3 separate regions of the Homo sapiens genome follow, and regions 2 and 3 are each linked to region 1. A link is a contact called in ENCODE Hi-C or POLR2A ChIA-PET data. All regions are on one chromosome and are shown on one strand. Each heading gives the region's core, a stretch centred on a gene start or an enhancer-like site at or near the end of the contact. The rest is flanking DNA. Distances are from core to core; before and after follow the strand shown. Region 1 has its middle 110 kb from the start of RPS6KA2. Region 2 overlaps RPS6KA2 (ribosomal protein S6 kinase A2). Region 3 overlaps RPS6KA2 (ribosomal protein S6 kinase A2).

Region 1 (3,783 bases), core at 614-3,113:
ATGTAAAATGGGAACAATACTGGTAACATGTCCAGGGCCATGGGGACAGTTAAATGAGTCAACCTAGTAAGACAGTTACACACGCCGGGCTTGAAAGGCAGTGCCTGCCTCCAAGGTACTGTGCAATCTCCTTGTGAGTGTCAGCTGGGGCTGCCTGCCTGATTCTCGGTCCTTGTCCTTGTGATGAATTCCTCTGTTTTGAGGGTCCACCTTGGCCTTCCTGCTGTAGGGTCTCTGCTCTTGGCCTTAGACCCTTTTCTTCTCCCTGGACCATCCCCCCGAGGCCTTCCTTCAAAGCCCCACTTCCCAGCCACCTCCCTGCTGCCTTCCAGACCACTGGGTAACCAACTGGGGAATTCACTGGATGGGTTTCCAAATGTTGGAGGACTTCCTCCAAAACAGTGGCTTTCAGGACTGTTTGAGTTATAATTACTCTTTCTGTCATTTTATTTAAAATAATAATAATGAACTGGAGATAACCTATGTGTACATTCATACAGGATTGGAATATTTAACAATAAAATACTAGCATTCAATATGTTCATTGATAGGGAAGAAATATCCACATGTACTAAATGCAAAAGGCAGGTCATGGGACAGTAATATAGCAAAAATAGTACTTTAATTTAAAAATGAATACAATATGGTATGAATGCATATAAATTCTAGGAGGATGTAAACAATATTAAAAGGATTCTCTCTGAGCGATGGCATGACATTTTTATTTTACTTTGTATACTTTTCTGTATGTTTTATTTCTTTCACAATGAGAAATAGCTTCGTTTCATAATCAAAGTTATTTCTGTTTATGAGAAAATAACTAATACAGATTTAAAAATAACCAAAGGGATTTGAGTTTAATTTAGAGTTCGTCTAAACAGGGAATATACTATTTTGGGTACGGCATTTGTCAAGTTCAGAACCGTCACCAGAGTCCTTTATAGCATCACAGGAGTTAGATCCATGGCCCAGGTACCTGGGGGGATTATCCGGACGTTAGCCTGGAAAGCTGGGAGGGGCCCCTCAGTGAATGTCTTAGAAGCTTAAAAGGAGTCAGTAGTAGTTTCCTGTGAAAAAGCTCATTCTGTTTTTAATTGAACAATTTGCAAAGGAGACGTTTAGAATTCTCTTTAATGCCTCTGGAGTGTGATGCTTATCTCTAATTTATAGATTTTTCACTGTCTGCTTGATGCTGATTATAAATGAGTAAGGCGTGCGTCATTTCTCGAGGTGTCTGGCTATGCATGCCTACAAATCTAAGGGAGACAATTAAGCACTTTTTAGAGTGAAAAGCAAACTGGTTACCTACCAATTATCACACCAGGCTGCCGCTGGGGTGAAGGGTCATGGCAGCCACACGATTTATTAGGGAGAGACGCCAATAGCCTTGCAGATTTATTTGCTTCTAAATAATATTACAAGTGTGATCTGGTTCATTGTAGACTAAACAGAGAATAATCAATATTTGGCAACTGATGAGGAATGTCTTAAAAATTGTGTCTCTTAGCCAGGATTGCAGGAAATTGAAAATCAAGGACCTCGTTTGTGACAGTTGACAAAGAATGTGCATCTATCTTTTTGCGTCTGTAAAAAAGCGTAGGCTCCATGCGCTTTGCCGCTCTCTTTCCCTTCCTGCCCCCTTTTCTCCCCTCCCAGCCCCTCCCTCCCCACCCCCTGCATCGGTTATGGTTCTGGGAGTACATGTCTTCAGGGATTTTCCCATTTTGTCAATTCTGCTAGGAGATATTCTGTTTTCATTTCCTCTTGCCATCATGACTGGCAGCTGGATGGTGATTCATGAACTTTACAACTGGAAGAGAAAGGCTTCTCGGGCTCCCTCTGAAATTCCCATCATTAGTCAGCCTCTCTGGTCTTCCTGCTTCCAGCTGAGAGGAGAGCTCACTTCCTGATACACTGACACAGGCCATAGAGCTTTCAGGGCGGGGTGGGTGGCGACCCTCGGCCAGCCTCATGGATGCAGGCCCGCTGTCTGGACAGGATGAACTGTGGATGGTATCTTAGAGTTTTGCACACTTTGGAGTGGGTTTTTTGTTGCCAGGAAAAAAAATGGAATGATCTTCACTTTCCCTAAGACATGGAATCTTGATATTTTGTGACCTTCCATTGAGTTTGGATATATTTTACTGGAGAAATCAAAAGGAATAGGAAGAAAAGGACATGGGGAGCATTATGGAATCCAATCTGTTAATGACACTAAGTGGCAAATAGCAAGGTGGCAGAAGTAAAGGGTTAATGTGAAAATCACCTGAGAATAGTCTTCAGGCAACACACAGTTACGGTGTGCCCCTGCTGTACAGAATGATGCCACGGGACTCTTGAGAAAATCTCAGTGGAGATCACTGCTTTGAAGTAGCATCCAAGAAAGAGCAGAACAAAATGACCCAGTGGATTGAATATACTTTGAGACAAATAACTTCAACTCTGTCATGTAAGACATAAAGTCCAAATGTCCTCAGCTCTGTAAGCCCCAATAATTTTCTGATGTTGAAACAGATAATATCACACAAGTAGATTTTATGTCCAACTTACTTGTATATGTTCAGCCTTACTTAGGTGATAAATAACTAGAAAATCAGCTGTTCTGCATTGGTCGAGGGGTCTGACTGTTCCAGAAATTTTACCATGGTCTTTATCACTTGGGAACCTACACCTATTTTTAACAATGAGTACATTATTCAGTTGGATCATATTTGTACCTATAAATCACCCAGTGTGCTGCCTCTTTCTTACGAAGCTTTTCAGAGCTGTCTGTTGTAGTGTTTTCCTAAATCAGGAGTCCTCAACCCCTCGGCCACAGACCATGTCCTGTTAGGAACTAGGCCACACAGCAGGAGGTGAGTGGCAGGTGAGTGAGCGAAGCTTCATCTGTATTGACAGCTGCTTCCCATCAGTTGCATTATCGCCTGAGCTCTGCCTCCTATCAGGTCAGCAGCAGCATTAGATTCTCATAGGAACTTGAACCCTATTGTGAACTGTGCACACGAGGGATCTAGGTTGCATGCTCCTGAGAATCTAATGCCCGATGATCTGTCACCATCTCCCATCACCCCCACATGAGACCGTTTAGTTGCGGGAAAACAAGCTTAGGACTCCCACTGATTCTACATGATGGTGAGTTCTATAATTATTTCATGATATATTACAGTGTAATAAGGATAGGAATAAAGTACACAATAAATGTCATGTGCTTGAATCATCCTGAAACTGTCCCCCACCCTCATCCATGGAAAATTATCTGCCACAAAACCAGTCCCTGGTGCCAAAAAGATTGGGGACTGCTGCCCTAAATGGAGACTAGTCCGCCATGAGAGTATTGTCAATTCCTACTATAGATGTTCACGTTGTTTCAGTTTTTTGTTTTGTTTTGTGTCACGTTGTTTGCTTTTGCAAATAATTGCTATAAACATATTTCCTTGTTGATGGGTGCAGAAGTTTCTCTGCAGCACAGCCTGAAGCGGAGTGGCTGGGCAGGAGGATGCCCCTTCCAGCTCTTCTTATCCTGCCAAAGCTTCTCCAGCATGGACACGCTTAGGGCCTTCTCAGAGTTCTCCAAGTTTGATGGAAACTTAATCCAAGATGGTCTTTTTGTGAATGATATAATTCAGAAATTGGATCTAAATTCAGTGGCAGTGCAAGGCTATAGACATAAAGGTTTACAGTTTCTAAACTGAGACTTCTTTCTGACTGAATAATGTTTCACTGATTGCCATAACAAGAGGATAGGAACTTTCAAAATCTGTGATATTTTCTCATTCTGTATGT
Region 2 (3,783 bases), core at 557-3,056, 250 kb after region 1:
TGCGTGATTTTTTTGGTCTTTCTACTTTGTGTATCTCCTGAGATTTTCGAACTGCAAAGGACGAATGCTGGAGGATGAATTCTAAAAGGGCAGAGACACACGCAGCAAAAAATAAAGATGAGAGAGAATTCAATAAGACCATGGAAACACCTGCTTCCCCGTAATTTAAACTGACGTGAAAGACACCGAGTAGGATTGATCCTTGGGCACATTCCACTTAGATTCAGGGTCTTATTTTATGAAAAGATTGGTTCCTGCTGCAGCCCTAGTTTCTTTTGTGAGAAGCGGTCAGCTGTGCACCTTGCTCTGATGAGACCATTCCAGGCCACTGCTTCCAGAGTGTGTGTAATCACCACTGCATGTGCCCGGGGGAGTTGGTGCAAGAAAGAAACCCATGCTCAGACAAGGCTGTGCTCCATCCCCTCCTTATCTCAAGTTCCGTCCTGGCAGGTGTCCAGTAATAACAAAATAAGGATGTAGGGTGCGGCAGCTGTATCTGAGAGGTTGCTGTGCCATATTGTCCTCGTCAGAGGCTAATGGCTGTGGTCAGGTCTATCTCATGCTGGAAGCACTCTAGCCCCCACCATCCAGGCATGCATGGGTGTTCAACATGAGCTAGCTGTTCTCCTCCTCCTCCTCCTAGCTCATCCCTTCCACAACACCTGCCAGGGCAGGACAGGTTCCTAAACCGCGTGTAAGATGTGTTCGTCCAAACTGCCTGACCACAGGACCCTGCTCTGCCTCTTTTCTCTGTCGTACTCGGGGCCTGCTGGCCTGCCACAGAGTGTGATTATCTACCACATCTGTCATTTACCCGTCTCACCCACCAAATGGCAAGCTCTGCGAGGCAGTTTTAGTCACTGTTGTACCCCAAGCACGTAGGCCAGTGGCTACAATTGACTGATGGAGATTTTGCATGAGGAAATGGACACGGTAGCAGGCTGCCCTGCTGGGGTACTCTGCCGTGAAGCCGGGTCCATCTGGATGAATGAACTCACTGTGCTCTGTGTTGCTCTGCAGTTTGAGATGCTCACGGGGTCCCTGCCGTTCCAGGGGAAGGACAGGAAGGAGACCATGGCTCTCATCCTCAAGTGAGTAGTGTGGGAGCCACCCCAGAGACCTGCGAGCACCTTCTGATATCAAGAGCTGCTGCCTCTGAACCTGGAACTGTGAAGTTTTAATTACATTGCTAGGCTTACAGTGCCAAAGTATTGTAAGCTGTTTTCTAAAAGTCACTGGTTTTACACAAAATGGTAGCGCTCGTCCGCCAGTAGCAGTGGTAATAGGGTGCTGGGCATTCTAATGACAGTGGGTCAAGGGAGCAGTTGCTGGTTTGTCTCATCCTGCTGAGTGGTTCTGATGAACTCTTCTACCATAGATAGTTTTCCATCAGTAAGTCACTTAGAATGTGTAGTGGCTGGTTTTCAAGCGTGATGGTTGGTGACCTCCCAGAAGTAAAGGATAGACGGAAAAAGACACAAGGCCTCCAGGGCCTTGTCCGGAGAGATCACAGGAGCAGGGGTCTCCTTTCCCTCCCCACCTGCTGACCCCATTCATATAGCACTCCTGGTTGACCTTGGCAGGACTCGGTATCGTTTTACCATGTGACTGGATACAAACCATTTTCTGCTTAATTCTCATGAAAAATCATTTACTAAGCCAAGGTTTTGCTCTTGGACTGTAGGAAGAAGCCTGATCCCCATACCACCTTGCCATAGCATCCTAAATGTGAGCAGACACCACTGACTATCACTGTCCCAGAGCAGACAGCAGGAGGGCAGGAAACAGAGAGGCTGGGAGCCCCTAATCAGTTCCTTCCTAAGTGAGGCCACTCGGTGGAGGAGTCATAAAGCTGTTTGTCCTCATGAGCTGCTCTTGCCAACTCTGCTTGCAAATGGACACATAACTTTTATAAAATTGAGAATCACCTAAAACACCACCAGCTCAGCTTTTGTAAGCTCGGTCCTTATGTAGATGGAAGGAGAGAGGGGAGTGAAGGAAGCCCCATTGTGAGGACCCTTTTGTCAAGCTAAGGAGTGTCTTTTTATTTAATCAGCCTTTTCCTCCATCAAGGGACCTTGAATTGCAGCAGACACTGAGAGCTGCAAGTCAGGACCTTTGCAGTGATTCTCATTGTTTGAATTTTAAGGGAGGACATGTTCTTTACTTTTGCTAAAGCTGGAATAATCCCTGACAGCAAGTCACGGGTGTGGCCTCAGGGCATTCCACTTGGGAGGGATGGAGAATTTCTGGAGGGAGCACTAGGCTCTGCGCGTGGGGTTCTCAGTGTGCTCTGAGGACTCCGGTGGTCCTGAGACCCTCCCGGGGTTTGCAGGTCCTCCTCTCGCAGGTTTTCTTCATAGCATCGCAACAGACCGAGCACAGGGTCCAGCTGTCTCCTATGAGCCAGGAAGAGACGCACCCAAGTGCAGAACAATGCCACTAAAGACTTTTTTATATGTATGTTTGAGAAAACATAGATAATTTCCATTAACAATGTTATTTGTGTTAATGGGAGTGTTATTGTTTTTTAATGATTTTATTATTAAATAATGTTTATTAATAAAAATTTATTAAAGTGAATTAGGAAATGGAAATTATACAAATTTCTCACTTTACTTTCTACTGTGGTAAATATCACAGCTGTAACCCACATAAACATAAGCTCTTTGGTGTCCTCAGTAACTTTTAAAGCATAAAAGGGTCCTAAGACCCACGTGGTAGAGCACGGGCTGCTCTGGGTGACTGCGATTGAGGTCTCTGAATGCTGACTGGGGCCCTCTTTATAGCTTGTCCTTGTTCTCCTAAAATAGATCCTAAAATAGGATCTTGTTTTTCAGAGCCAAGCTGGGGATGCCGCAGTTCCTCAGTGGGGAGGCACAGAGTTTGCTGCGAGCTCTCTTCAAACGGAACCCCTGCAACCGGCTGGGTAAGATTCCCCGGGACACCCCACCACGGGAACGTGCAGGGCGCTGCCCCGCAAGCTACAGTGGAGATGTGGAGGGCCACCCTCCTGCTCCGGCCCAATGCCAACCAAGGTCACTGAAAACAGACCTCACCTAGAGGTTGAAATAGTACCAGTGCCATCTGAGCTCCAGGAAAAAAGGCCCCTTCACAGCTTCTAAAACACATAGTTGCTGCCAAAATACCATAAGCTGTTTTCTAAAAGCCACTGGTTTTACCCAAAATGGTAGTATCCTTCAACCAATCTGACTTCCCTGAGTTTTGAAAGTCTCTAAGCTAAGGACAGAACCGTTGAAAAGCTGCTTCTAATTTAATTCTCCCTAAATTGAGAAACCTCCACATCTATTAAAATCAGGATCTACTTTAACTACTGATTGATTTTCTTTTCGTGTATGTGACAGCGTATTGAGGATTACTCCGTGGGCTGGGCCGGTCTTAGCGAGTTGGCGCGGCCGTGTTGTCTCAGAGTCAGACAGCAGCAGGAGCAGGGTGTTTCCGGTTCAGACAGCAGCAGGAGCAGGGTGTTTCCGGTTTAGACAGCAACTGGAGCAGGGTGTTTTCGGTTCAGACAGCAGCAAGAGCAGGGTGTTTCCGGTTTAGACAGCAACTAGAGCAGGGTGTTTACGGTTTAGACAGCAACTGGAGCAGGGTGTTTCAGGTTATTTTAACAAGAAAACGAAAGGAACACATTAAATTCTGTTTTTTTTTAAACTCTAACCTCATAGATAGAAGACATACCAGAGGGGAAGGCAAAAGTTAAATCAGGAAATACTTCATTTCGGAAAAAATACTAGATTTTCCTCTCTGCATGCCTTAACC
Region 3 (3,783 bases), core at 625-3,124, 180 kb after region 1:
CACATAAAGCACTTGAAACACCAAATGTTTCCTCAAGACTGAATTTACCTTCATAGCAAGGATGTCAGAGCTTGTGTGTCATCATGGGTTCACGTGTCCAGCCAGCACTTGTGATGCTCCGTGACTGTAGACTTTCTCCACGGTGTGGGCTTTATTAGGCCTCTCGGATCCCTCACTACTTCTCACGGTTTGCCACTTTCCTGGAAAACCTTTTCCGTTAACAGCATGGGGCCACCAACAGTGATGTTATAAGCACATTTACCGCCCCACTTATGGTCGCCATCCTGTTGGAGAATGGCTGAGACACCGCTTGCCTCTCACCCTCCCCCTGCCCCAGCCCAGCCTTGAGTGTTGCCCTGGGCACACACTGCTTGGGATGCAGATTAATGTCATGTGTCAACTTGGCCACACATGCACAGATATTTAGTTAACCCTTATTCTGGGTATGTCTGTGAGGGTGTTTGTGGATGGTTTTAACATCTGAGTCACTGGACTGAGTGAGGCAGTTGCCCCCTAGATACGGGTAGGCCTCCTCCACCAGCCAAAGTCTGAACAGAGCAAAGGGGCTGGCCCTGTCCCAAGGAAGAGGGACGCCTCCTGCCTGACAGCTTGAGCTGTGACATTGGTGTTTTCCTGCCTTTGGACTTGAACTAAAACATCAGTTCTTCCTGGGTCTCTAGCCTGCTAACTGGAGACCTTGGGACTCGTCAGCTTCTATATGTGTGGGGGCTGATTCATTCTCTCTCTCTCTCTCTCTCTCCCCACATACATAGATGTAATACACACATACACATCTTTATATATACATACATATATATGTACACACCCCTATATATATACACATACAAATCTATAGACACATACATACACACCTATATATACACATACATACACACCTATATATACACATACATATATACACACACACACACACCCCTCTGTATATACATATACATCTCTATACACACCCACACCCACACACATACACACATATCACCTACTGGTTTTGTTTTTCTGAAGAACCCTGACATACACTGGTGTAACAGGCTTTCTATTTGGATGGTGAACTGGGGCTAAAATGTTTTGCAAGTTGTTATGGAAAATATTAGGATAGTGAGGGTTCACAGAGTGAGGAAAGTCTGTATATAGAGACTAGAAGGATTTCGAGTTTCATTTTGAACTCTGGATATTTGCCTGGGAATAACAACTTTCTTGTAATTTATCTGTATTATTTCTGTAAGTTGCCTGGACTTTTCTATATATCTATTATGTGGTATAATACTTCATTAAAACATTTTTTAATAACAGACACAAAAACACAAAAGCTGATTTTTCTGTCATTTGACAAAGGTGCCAGAGAAACTCTAAGGCCAGACCATATCACTCAATTAGGATTATGGGAAGGGAAGATATTAGCATAATTCAATCCATTCATTTCTCTCAATCCCTGTAAACAGAACTTCAGGTTAATTTGGGTTGAGGCACAGCTCAGTGGGAGAACAGTTCATTTTCAGAGTGACCCCGGCCACCTGACCATTGAGTCTGTGGGGGACGTGGTGGCCAGGACCGTGTTTATGTCGATTTAGGTTTTGGGCGTCTTCCCTGCGGGCTGTTCTTGGGAAGCATGCTCCGCGCCCACGGTCCTCACCCCGGCAGGAGCTACCCTCTGCGCACTCAGGCTGCAGCTGCCTCTGCCTGTTGGCTGGGTGGGAACTGCCTGCCGTAGATCAGGGAGGAACTTAGCAGAGAGGGGGAGGGCATGTTCTACTTTGTGCCCTCTTGTTCAGCACAGCCACTTGGCACTGGGTAACAGGAAGAGAAAACGTGTTTGGCGAGGCGGGATGTGATGAGTCAGCCCCGGCTAATGCCCCGTGGTCTGGTTGCTGGCATGCAGGTTTCTTGGCACTTGCCTGAGAACTCGTGGACTTGGCCAGAACACTGGACACCAGCTACACACTGAGTCCACGCCCAGCATACCAGCCTCTAGCGGGCTTCTAAATCTGCCTGGGTGAAACAATAGAAAATGTTCATTAGGGGATTGTACTTTTACAAAGACTGCCCTGACAAGTTTTTTTTGTTGTGTTTTGTTTGGGTTTCTGGTGGAGCTTACTGGAAGGCTGTGGGTGGCCTACCTAGAATAACGACGCCCGATTCAGACAGCTGGACTCAGAGGGATTCTGCTCCACAGAGAAACAGTAACATTACATTCTCTTTGGGGTTTTATTATTGTGGTGGGAAAGGAAGGTTTGTATTATGTCCTGTGTTCCTTTGGGTGTGCCAGTTGCCCACCTCTGTACTCTTGAGTCTATTCCAGCATGACTTGGTCATCTTCATTCCTATAGGTTAGTGGTGGGATTCTGCTGTCTTCTCAGGAGTAAGTGGTTCCCAACCACAACCCACTCACATAATTCACTTTCTTCTGTGATGAAGGGTTAGTGTGCTTACAAGGCCAGTTGACTCAGAGGTGGAGATTAACATGGGTATCTTTCAGTGGCTATGGGAATGACCATTTCTAACATGTCAGGTAGTAGGGGGAAAAGTCATTAGGGACTTACAAGCCAAGAAAAATGAAAATGTAGTAACATCTACAGTCAGTCGCCTGTGGAGCTGAGGAGTTGGTGTGAGTGAATTTGCACCCAGTGGGTGAGGCTCTGTCTGAACCCGAGCAGAGAACCCCAACAGGTAGGGCCTGGAACAAGGACTCTTGCACAGGAGAGAGCCACCTGATTTCCTGCCCATCCAGGACTTTGCAGAAGAGAGAAAGAGGGTCCAGGAACAGGCTATTCACTGCTCCCCAAAGACCAGCTCCAGATAAGTGCATATGGATAACCCCTGGATTACAGGAGAAATAATCAGAAATTGCATCTTCTTACCCCAGGGCTTCTAGCCGTGGCCCTTTCACTCCAGTCCTGAGCTCACTGCCCCAACTGTTTTCCCCCAGATACCCCACTTAGCAACTGTCACTCTAGGATTCCCCATCACCTCCACCCTGGGCCATCCTTCCTAGAGCAGCATCCTCTAGTCTCCTTCCTTTTCCCCACAGTCTGCCTAAAGTATATTTTTACCTATAAGTGAGGTGACAGCAGCCCACCTCTCTGATGACGCCCAGATGAAGGACCTATCTGGGTAGGGAGAAGGATGCTCTTGTTCCATGATGATTCTGTGTCACCTTTCAGAATGATGAAACCTCAAACATGAAAGGTGACTGGGAAATGTAAGCGTAATAGGTTCTTTGCCCGATGCACACAGGAGTCAGTACACCGAGATACTGGGTTGCAGCAGAGAAAGAGGCTCAATCGTAGCATCCCTGAACGAGGCGATGGGAGAAAACCTCAAATCCACCTCCCCGAGGAATTTGGGCTCAGGATTGTGGCTTTTGGAGTGGCTGCAGCGTGGAGATTGTTGATTTGTGGAAGAGTACAGGGTGACTTCGTGGGACAGGGAGAGGAAGAAGCTATATTCTACACCAATGCCATTCCTCTGTGGGGGTCTTCAAACTGGTTGCTGGAATTCAGGGTCTGAAAAACATCTTAAGTGATCCTTAAACAAAAGCTTTATGGCTCCAAGGTCGGAGAGCCCAGAACAATAGGGGTGCAGGTGGTCAGTGTCTAGAGCTATGTGACTTTTCACAACAAGGAAGTGGGCCAGAGTGCGGCCTGATGAATGCTGCTTAGAACTGTATTCCTGTCCAGAAGCCAGCGTGCAATTCTTCTCACCCCTGTCACTTATGAAGAGATGCACAAATAACCGTGACTTGGAGGAGTCCCTTTCCCATTGTAAAAC

The links. Hi-C counts contacts between places; a loop is a spot of excess contacts on that map. ChIA-PET counts read pairs that join two places held with the same protein, here RNA polymerase II (POLR2A). Pooled maps may share reads with other maps.
Region 2: a loop to region 1 is called in a map of endothelial cell of umbilical vein, with 4 times the contacts of the local background. The contact joins two enhancer-like sites. A Hi-C loop is called at or near these places in 2 of 168 maps with a recorded cell type or tissue (aorta and endothelial cell of umbilical vein) and 2 of 50 pooled maps. POLR2A ChIA-PET finds 5 or more read pairs at or near these places in 1 of 52 experiments (Panc1).
Region 3: a map of endothelial cell of umbilical vein shows a loop between it and region 1 (5-fold over the local background). The contact joins two enhancer-like sites. A Hi-C loop is called at or near these places in 2 of 168 maps with a recorded cell type or tissue (PC-3 and endothelial cell of umbilical vein) and 3 of 50 pooled maps. POLR2A ChIA-PET finds 5 or more read pairs at or near these places in 3 of 52 experiments (MCF 10A, activated CD4-positive, alpha-beta T cell and activated T-cell).

Annotation. Positions count from the first base shown.
Region 1 is chr6:166,734,876-166,738,658 of GRCh38, reverse strand. It overlaps a transcript of RPS6KA2 not described here. Among named protein-coding and RNA genes, the nearest start is that of RPS6KA2, 110 kb to the right of the region's middle. RefSeq lists an enhancer at 1,228-2,427. Within about 2 kb of position 1,863, at least 3 of the 41 ENCODE cell types and tissues checked have a DNase peak (open chromatin) inside an H3K27ac peak, as active enhancers do; they include PC-3 and endothelial cell of umbilical vein, where a contact is called at or near this core.
Region 2 is chr6:166,487,979-166,491,761 of GRCh38, reverse strand. It overlaps RPS6KA2 (ribosomal protein S6 kinase A2), which reads left to right. Exons shown (of 21, transcript NM_021135.6): 9 at 1,021-1,091; 10 at 2,841-2,929. Among named protein-coding and RNA genes, the nearest start is that of MIR1913, 20 kb to the left of the region's middle. RefSeq lists an enhancer at 1,600-2,100. Within about 2 kb of position 1,806, at least 19 of the 41 ENCODE cell types and tissues checked have a DNase peak (open chromatin) inside an H3K27ac peak, as active enhancers do; they include endothelial cell of umbilical vein, where a contact is called at or near this core.
Region 3 is chr6:166,555,127-166,558,909 of GRCh38, reverse strand. The region is part of intron 1 of RPS6KA2 (ribosomal protein S6 kinase A2); the gene reads left to right. Among named protein-coding and RNA genes, the nearest start is that of RAMACL, 30 kb to the left of the region's middle. Within about 2 kb of position 1,874, at least 20 of the 41 ENCODE cell types and tissues checked have a DNase peak (open chromatin) inside an H3K27ac peak, as active enhancers do; they include PC-3 and endothelial cell of umbilical vein, where a contact is called at or near this core.